2 separate regions of the Homo sapiens genome follow, and region 2 is linked to region 1. Evidence: chromatin contacts called from ENCODE Hi-C or POLR2A ChIA-PET data. All regions are on one chromosome and are shown on one strand. Each heading gives the region's core, a stretch centred on a gene start or an enhancer-like site at or near the end of the contact. The rest is flanking DNA. Distances are from core to core; before and after follow the strand shown. Region 1 has its middle 40 kb from the start of NEK6. Region 2 overlaps NR6A1 (nuclear receptor subfamily 6 group A member 1).

Evidence for each region. A loop is a pair of places that touch in the nucleus more often than their neighbours do. ChIA-PET counts read pairs that join two places held with the same protein, here RNA polymerase II (POLR2A). Pooled maps may share reads with other maps.
Region 2: a pooled map shows a loop between it and region 1 (4-fold over the local background). The contact joins two enhancer-like sites. A Hi-C loop is called at or near these places in 1 of 37 single-sample maps with no recorded cell type and 2 of 50 pooled maps. POLR2A ChIA-PET finds 5 or more read pairs at or near these places in 1 of 52 experiments (activated naive CD4-positive, alpha-beta T cell).

What each region holds. Positions count from the first base shown.
Region 1 is chr9:124,215,960-124,220,478 of GRCh38, forward strand. No RefSeq gene overlaps it. Among named protein-coding and RNA genes, the nearest start is that of NEK6, 40 kb to the right of the region's middle. RefSeq lists enhancers at 1,072-1,151, 2,061-2,220, 2,791-3,150. Within about 2 kb of position 2,857, at least 16 of the 41 ENCODE cell types and tissues checked have a DNase peak (open chromatin) inside an H3K27ac peak, as active enhancers do.
Region 2 is chr9:124,620,113-124,625,055 of GRCh38, forward strand. The region is part of intron 2 of NR6A1 (nuclear receptor subfamily 6 group A member 1); the gene reads right to left. Among named protein-coding and RNA genes, the nearest start is that of MIR181A2HG, 36 kb to the right of the region's middle. Within about 2 kb of position 2,024, at least 2 of the 41 ENCODE cell types and tissues checked have a DNase peak (open chromatin) inside an H3K27ac peak, as active enhancers do.

The DNA of each region.
Region 1 (4,519 bases), core at 1,607-4,106:
GCCTCCCAGGTTCAAGCAATTCTCCTGCCTCAGTCTCCCGAGTAGCTGGGATTACAGGGGCCCGCCACCACGCCGGCTAATTTTTGTATTTTTATAAAGACGGGGTTTCACCATGTTTGCCAGGCTGGTCTCGAACTCCTGACCTCATGATTCGCCCGCCTCAGCCTCCCAAAGTGCTGGGATTCCAGAAATGAGCCACTGCGCCCAGTCGGACATTGATTTTTAACAAACGTGGGTTCAAATCCTGGTCTGCCATTCACCAGCTATGTGACCGTGTTGGGCCTGTGGCATCCGCTCCCTGAGCCTCAGTTTCTCCACCGTCTCCTGAGGACTTGAGGACACTGTCTAAAGGCAGGTTTGCCATAGCACTGTGAAAGCATCGGCTTTGGGGCTCCTCACTTGCACAGGCCCTTTTGGAATACAAATTCACTTTCATAGGTAAGTTTGAATTTGATTCTTTTGTCTTCAGGCTCCCCACTCCAGTCTACCCCAAGACTCTCTCTCAGATCCTTCTAGCTGGGATGAAAGACCAGGGGCAGGGTGGCAGAGCACCCATGTTTACCCCACTCCCATACTCTGCCCAGAGGTCGGGGCCTGTCCACCGTTGGGCCTCATGTCACAGATGGGGACATGGCCTGGCAGGGCGAAGGGACTTCAGGAGATCATACAGTAAGTTAGTGTCACAGCCGGACTTGGAGCCACATCTCCCAGCTTCAAGGCTCCCTGTTGTGCTGTGGGGAAGGGGTGCACAGGGCTGGCCCGGGGACAGGGCCTGTTCCTCACTTATGAGTGCCGTGGGCTGGGGCTCAGAGGGTGACTTGGTGCCTTGTAAGGGGGCCAGGGGCAGCTGTGGGTGGGGGTGTCCGGGGATTACTGCTAAAATAAGTAGCAGCTTCCTCTGAAACGCCTCTGTGGTCTGTGGAGGGGAAGGAAGTGGAGGACCGGAAACAGGGGAGGCAGAGAGGTGAGAGGCTGAAACTTCTGCCAGCATAGCAGAGACCAAGCTGGGCACCCCCCACCCACCCAGACACAACAGTTGGCCTCTGCCAGGCTGCAGCCTTGGGGCTGCAACCAGGAGGGCCTGGGAAGCTCAGGCCCAGCCCTAATATGGCCACCCAGAGGCTAGAGAATCCCTCTAGGTTGCTCCTGGCTGGCTGGGCTTCTTCCCTTCCTCAAGACACCAGTCACTTCATGCACCATTCTCTTTGCCTGGAATGCCCTTCTCTACATTTTCCTTTAGGGCCCAACACCAATGTCACCTCTTCTGGGAAGCCTTCCCTGACCACCCACCACACACACACACACACACACACACACACACACACACACACACAGAGAGAGAGAGAGAGAGAGAGAGAGGCAGGACAAGACAGCCACAGACCTTCATCATGAATAGTGGCATTCACTGTGACAGTGGCGTTCATCCAGTGCTTCATGTTTATGAACTGCTCTGCATGGATGATCTCATTGAATGTTTACAAAAACACAATGTGTGGTTCTATCAATAGCTTCATGTTACAGACGAGTGAACCAAGGCTCAGAGATGAGCAACTTCCCCAAGGTGGCATAGTCAGAAAATGGCTGAGTGGGGAGTGTGACCCAGGTCTGACTCCACAGCTAGGTCATTGAACCATGCACTATCCTCTGAGACTGGGATGGGATCAGTGTTGTGCAACTTGCCTGCTCCAAGGAGGCTGCATTGTGACCCTAGCAAAGCTTCATTTTCAGCCTTGCCCTTCCCAGCACCCCTGGAGTAGCTGGGAGCTATAGAGTACTCTAGGGAGAGAGGGAAACCAGCTTGTAATGAGGAAGCATTTCCATGTAAACATTTCTGGTAAACTGTGTGAAGGGATCTCAGAAGTATCTCCAAGCCCTTGATACTGTCTTGGGTTTTGTTTTCTCCTTCTAAATAAATGCTTTTGAATCTAATTTTGTATTCTGTTTCTACAGATGGGGCTTCCAAAATTGAAAAGCTTCAGACTTCACAAATCCTAGGTCCACCCTGCGGTGCCCTGTGACTTAACCACAACCACTGCACTGCCTGGGCTTCCCCAGCCCTCTCCAAGGCCCGCTTTCACTGTACCGGGGTTTTCTATTTATGGATCCGCCCTGCTACCCGCCACTCCCACAACCCCCACCCATAGATGGGCCATGAGCTCCTCATGGGCAGAGGGCGAGCCCTGGTTTCTTGGTACCCTAGGGACTGCTTGGTATATAGAAGCCCAGGACAGATTTGTTACATGAGGGAATAAAGGAGTAAATGAATGAGTGAATGAATGAATATGGGTCCCTTCAATGCCATCAGGAAGTATGAGAGATACAACTCCAGCTTTAAAACTCCAGGTCAGCTGGGTATGGTGGCTCACCCTTGTAATCCCAATACTTTTGGAGGCTGAGGTGGGCGGATCGCTTGGGCCCAGGAGTTCAAGACCAGCCTGGGCAACATGGTAAAACCCCATCTCTACAAAAATTAACTGGGCGTTGTGGCATGCACCTGTCATCCCAGCTACTCGAGAGGCTGAGGTGGGAGAATTGCTTGAGCCCCGTTAGTGGAGACTGCAGTGAACTGTGATCGCACCACTGCACTGCACTGCAGCCTAGGCGACAGAGTGAGACTCTGTCTCAAAAAAAAACTCAAGGTCCATCTCCCTGTGTGCCAACCCTGCATGGGTGTTGAGGGTGACTGACAATTTGGACAGGGTTCAGCTGAAGCCAGTCTCTAGCAAGGAGGCCCAAAGCCCCTCCGGTCACTCTGCTCCCTACAGAGGCAGCACTCTAGGCCCCAGGCCTGGACCTCAAGGCTGCAGCAGGGCCCCTGGCCGCCCCCTATAGCCTTGGAAGCCCCTGAGAAGAGGCCCTTCAGTGCAGCTGCAGCAGGTCAGACGCCTCCTCTGGAGAAGAAGGAAGTGAAAGTGCTGTGGTGGGTGAGTCATCGGAGTGTCCCTCTGGACGGATTGATGCCATGAGTGGCATAAGAGGGACAGGCTGGGAGGGAAGAGACACCAGGGTTAGGAGCCCTTTTAGTATCCTCCAGGAAGGCCCCACCTCACCTCCCAGCCCCTCCCAGACACAGGGGTCTTCAGCTTGGAGAAGAGAATGCCTTGGAGATGCCATCTTTGTCCTAGTCTCTGAAGTGGGTAGAAATTAGACAAGGTCCACAGCAGAGGGGGAAGATGGAGTCAGATGGGGAGGTCACAGAGGCTAACTGGTTGCCACCAGGGCCAGGCTCTGGTGGGCTGGCTGCTGCCTGGCAGTAGTGATGGCCAACAGCAAGTAGGGTGGTCTCCTGCCATGGGTCAGGATGTGGATTCTGGATTTGAACCTCATGTCCTCAAACCCCAGCTCTGCCCCTCATGAGCTGCAGGATCCCAGGCAAGTGGCTTCCCCTCTCCTTCCTCTGCTGTCGAGTGAGATCATAGCACTTAATGCATAGGATGAGCAGGGCATGATTAGATACATTACTGTATGTAAAGTGCATAGAAGAGTGCCCGTTCCCAGGAAACCCACAATAAACAGTAACTACTGTATCAGGCAGCATCTCATCAGGAAGCCTGAAATGCCCTAGGTTTTGAACAGAAGGGATTTAATACAGGGGCTTGTCTTCCAATGGAAGGACTGAGAAACAAAACAGGGAATGGTGCAGCCGCCCAGGGATAGGACTTTGCAGTCATATTCTACTTCCTACTGATGCTCGTCCTCAACCTAGTTGCTTTATGTCTCAGAGCTTCAGTATTTTCACATGTAAAAATGGGAATAAAAAGGACCTTTTTTAATTTATTTTTTTATTTTTTAGATGGAATCTCCCTCTGTCGCCCAGGCTGGAGTGCAGTGGCGTGATCTCGATTTGCTGCAACCTCCGCCCCCTGGGTTCAAACAATTCTCCTGCCTCAGCCTCCCTAGTAGCTGGGATTACAGGCATGTGCTACCACACCCGGCTAATTTTTGTATTTTTAGTAGAGACGAGGTTTTGCCATGTTGGCCAGGCTGGTCTCCAACTTCTGACCTCAGGTGATCCGCCCACTTTGGCCTCCCAAAGTGCTGAGATTACAGGTGTGAGCCACCGCGCCTGGCCGATATTTTTTTTTGAGACAGAATCTCACTCTGTCTTCCAGGCTGGAGTGCAGTGGCGCGATCTCGGCTCACTGCAAGCTCCGCTTCCCGGGTTCAGGCCATTTTCCTGCCTCAGCCTCCCAAGTAACTGGGACTACAGGCGCCTGCAAGCACGCCCAGCTAATTTTTTGTATTTTTAGTAGAGACGGGGTTTCACTGTGTTAGCCAGGACGGTCTCCATCTCCTGACCTCGTTATCCACCTGCCTCAGCCTCCCAAAGTGCTGGGATTACAGGCGTGAGCCACAGTGCCCGGCCGATATTTTGTTTTTAAGAATGAAATAGGATAATGTAGGTAGAGTGTTTGGTAGAGTACTGGCTCAGCGTAAGGACTCAACAATGATCCTAGCAATCGCTTATGCAACACGCTAGTTCTCATGACAGTTCTATGAAGCAAGTACTGTGATCACT
Region 2 (4,943 bases), core at 774-3,273, 400 kb after region 1:
AAATATAACTGATTACACACAAATAAGGTAGCACAATATAAATGAATATATATAAATAAGGTACCTGCCATATAGCAAATGCTCAGAAGATATAGAAGATGATAATGATTATTATTAACATCACTACCTCTGAGAAGTTGAATTAAGGAGGTAACTTTGATTTACCAAGTTTTATACTTCCGTAAATAAATAATTTTTCAGAATAGGCATGAAGTACTTTTATAATTAAAAGATATACCCTTATTCCCAAGAGAAATGAAAACATATGTCCAAAGACTTGCATGTGAATGTTCATAGTAGCATTATTCACAAATGCTCATCAACTGGTGAATGGATAGATAAAATGTATGGCATATCCATACACTGGAATATATTCAGCACAAAAAGGAACTGACTACTCAAGTGCTATGGCACGGACAAACTTCAAAACCACCATGCTACGTGAAAGCAGCAAGACACAGATAATACATATGGTATAATTCAATTTATATGACATGTCCAGAAAAGACAAATCTATAGAGACAGTAGGATTAAGGATTGCTGGGTTTAACAGTAAAAGGGCAGAAAGGTCCTTATTAAGATGATGAAAATGTTCTAAAACTGATTTGTGGTAATGGTTGCAAAACTTGGTAAATATACCAAACATCGCTCAACTGTACAGAGTAAATTATGATATGTGAAACATGTCTCATTGTTTAAAAAAAAAAAAAAGGTTTAAAAAGATACATCCTTACAAAACCATGCCTATTTTACACTTATATAATGCTCTGCCCTTGGGAGGGGCTTTAACTTGCATTTCTCTATTTCATCCTCCTAACTATCATGTGAGGCAGACAGAGTAGGGACCATGCTCTTTGGAGAAAAAAGAAAAATGATGTTCAGATTAGGCCACAGCTACTGCTAGCAAATAAAGCACCCAGAGCCCAGATCGAAACACAACTAACTCAATAGATACAGTGGTAAAAATGTACCAAGACTTCAAGATTCCAGGAGTAATAACCAAACAGTGATCACAAGTACAGTGATGACCAGGGGCTTTGCCTGCAAAGTATACTCCTTTTTAAAATTCTTTAACTTTTTGAATAAATGTGCACTTAAGAAATCTGACATAAAACATGCTTTTTGTTCCTTACACAGTCTGGCTAAAAGTCACATCATTATGGATATGCATAGATTCCCTGACACAAGAAGAAACTTCCTTTTCAGTAGCTCAAAAAATGCTTAGCATACATTGGGGATTCAAGAAATGCTTATTAGGCTGGAAGTGGTGGCTCACACCTATAATCCCAGCACTTTGGGAGGCCGAGATGGATCACTTAAGTCCTTGAGTTTGAGACTAGCCTAGGAAACACAGTGAGACCCAATATCTTTAAAAAAAAAAAAAAAGAATGAGTGGGGTGTGGTGGTGGTGCAAGCCTGCAGTCCCAGTAACTTAGGAGGATACGGTGGGAGTATCACTTCAGCCAAGGAGGTTGAAGTTGCAGTGAGCTGTGACCATACCACTGCACTGGAGCCTGGGTGACAGAGTAAGACCTTGTCTCAAAAAAAAAGAAAAAGGAAAAAAAGGAAATGCTTCTTACTAATATGAAAAATAATAGCAAATTTTTTAAAAGTTTAATTTGAACATACTGTAAATGAATCTAGCATTTCATTTTGTACAGAAAAACTGAAGAGAAATGACAAGAGATAAAACCTAAACCATAAGCCACACAGAAATGTTTTTGAGGGGGCAGGGGAGGAAGGTGGTTAATTTTTGGCAATCATTGTGCTAAAAAGCCACAGGCATTCCCAGCACCAGGCAAGCAACCAAGAAAATAACAGCCGAGCATGGTGGCTCGTGCCTATAATCTCAGCACTTTGAGAGGCCGAGGCGGGCTGATCTCTTGAGCCCAGGAGTTTGAAACCAGCCTGGGAAACATGGTGAAACCCCGTCTCTAACAAAAATACAAAAAAATTAGCCGGGCATGGTGGCATGCAGCTGTGGTCCCAGCTACTTCGCAGGCTGAGGTGAGAGGATCGCTTGAGCCTGGGAGGCAGAGGTTGCACTGAGCTGAGATCACACCACCACACTCCAGCTTGGGTGACAGAGTGAGAAGAAAACAAAAGTCTGGCATGACCAACCAGTATTTTCCCACGCTCTTCTCCAGTTTACACTGACTAGGGTTTACAGAACTGCAACAAGAATTGGTTCTGTGTGTAATATCCCATGTCCTTCACACTAAACTGGGTTGACAATGTCGGTGATCTCCCTAAGTCCCGTTTTCCAGATGGAAAACTAGGTTCAGACCGGCAAAACAGCAAAGTTTCTTTGACATTTTCTGTTGCTCACTGCTAAAAAGATTATGGCTTTTCAGCTGTTAATTGAAACACTGTGTGTCAAATCCTGATGCCTAGTTGAGATAACTTTACTTAATCACATTCTCTGAGGAGAAATGTCTTAGAAATAGCTGTTAAATAAAATAAAAGTTAAGCAAACTACAAATACTGAACCACTATAACGTATTTGGGACTTTTGTTTTGATACTTGATATATTTTTTCAGGATTTGGGCACCTACAGAGGATAAAGACTATCAGGAAAAGTCACAAGCCATAAAGAAACAGGTTTTGGGAATGGGGTAGAGCAACAAAAACACTGGAAAACCTTAAAAAAAAAAGAGTAGGAAATTGAGCTCAATTCTGGCTTCAATGGGGGTGGAGGAATGAACTTCTCACAGAGGTGTAGATCCTGCACAAGCAGGGCACAATGTCTGAACGGGTTCAATTTGAAAAAGGGATTTTGCAGAGAGAAATGGACCTTGGAAAATGGTCTATAAACCAATGGTTGTTGGGGTCCCTCAGAAGACTCACAATGTAATAAAACTACAGAAGCATAACAAGGAGGCTATGATGAACTCAGGGCCAGGCAATACTACTAAAAATCCAGAAGTATATTTCCCTCCACAGTGTGCCAAATAAGAGGTCTATCCCTGTAGAGGTTGGCAGGATTGTCTCTGCCTCTCTTATCAGCCAGCCCTCTGCAGAGGTCATGGCAGGACAAGAAAGGGAAACTGTCAAAATGAAGTGACTTGAAGGAAGGTAGGGATATGATGGCAAGGTGTCAAGACTTGATCTTTGGACAGTTCTGAGTTTTCAAAGAGTTTGGGGGAAAGGAGGCCATTCAGGCAAGCAAAGAGCTAGGAAGGAAAGGAGATTCCTTTCAGAGGACTGAGAGGATAGTGTATGTCTCATGAGTCCAATTATTATTATTATTATTTATTTATTTATTTGAGACAAGGTCTTGTTCTGTCACCCAGGCTGAAGTGTAGTGACATGATCACAGTTCACTGCAGCCTTGACCTCGCGGGCTCAAGATCCTCCCACCTCAGATTCCCAACTAGCTAGGACTACAGGCATGAGCTACCATGCCTGGCTAATTTTTTTTTTTTTTTTTAAGAGATGGGGTCTCACTCTGTTTCCCAGGCTGGTCTTCTGGGCTCGTGTGATGCTCCTACCTAGGCCTCCCAAAGTGCTGGGATTACAGGCATGGGCCACCACACCCAGCCTGAGTCCAATTACTTAGAATCATAATATCCTGTCTTAATTTCTCCTCCCTACCCCCTGAATATTTAGTGAGGGAAGCCTGTTTTAGCTGTTCTAGCCCTACCTCAGCTGTACTATATGGGGTCTTGAAGGAAAAACTACTTATCTCTGCTTAGACCAGAAAGTTAAAGAAGAATGGATGTCTAACCACCCACTAACATCTGTTTGACAGACAACATAAGCCTCCTCCCCTTTCTCCACACTTTTTCTTCTACCTTTATTAAGCCCTTACTTTGTGCCTGGCACCAGTGTTAACTGTTTTACATGTATCACCTCACCAGAGTCTTTTAAGTCTGAATGTAAGTTTATTATTCCCATTTCAGAGATAAACTAAGGCTCAGAGGTTAAGTTGCCCAAAGTCAAACAGCTAGTAAAGGGCAGAGCTAGAATATGAACCCAGGAATGTCGGAGTACTACAAGCTCTTAACTACCATGCCATACTGGTGGCAACAATTAGTAATTACCAAGACTTCAAAGGTATGGTGACTCACAGGGGCAAGAGTTAATGTACTCTTCTCTTTGCAAAGATTTCCTTCCAGGCAAATGATGATAAGTTCTATCGTTCTTGAGGGCTGTGGCAGTTTCCCGGTACATGGTGGCAGCAGTGGGATCACAGCCGTGGGTAAGCTAGGCTAGCAAACCAAAGCATCCTGTCCTCAGACAGATGAGAATGTTACCATCTGAACTTCTTCAGGTCAATTTTCGAATACTAAGCTGAATACTGAAAAGACACCTTTTCTATTTCATTCTCCCTCTGAATGGGTAATATCCAGCCACTCCAATTAGTTTCATATTAGGTATCTTTTCTTAAAATCTCTGTTGGCATCATGTCCCTGCTTAGCCTGAGAATGTGCAGAGACAGAACGCTGGGACGGGAGTTATCCTAGGACACACTGACTACTTTCATAGGACCATGAGGCTATTTCCCAAAAGCTGAAATCAAGAAAATAGGTCCCCTAAAACAATTAGTGTTTCTAAAAAACATGAAACAGCTCTTTGAGATATCAAATATTATTCAGTCAGACTTTGTGATTTGAGCTTGCCATTGGTGGAGGCTCTGCAGCTTGCGCAGTGCTCTGGGTTTTGCTCCAGATCTGTCACATTGCATTAGTGCCCTTCCTCCTCACTGCCAACAAAAATAACAGCCTTGAACATGGCAGCACAATCCATTTGTCCTGCTCTAATTACTTTTTGACATTACTTTTTCTGTTGCTAGCTTGTTTTTTTTTTTTTTTTTCTACCAACCTCAGGGCATCATTAGAGTCATCTGAAAACAAAATCTTTAGGTTCTGCCAATATATATTTGGATAACTTTCTAGCACAAAATGGTTCCAAAGAGCAGTATGATAGTAGTTATAAGAAA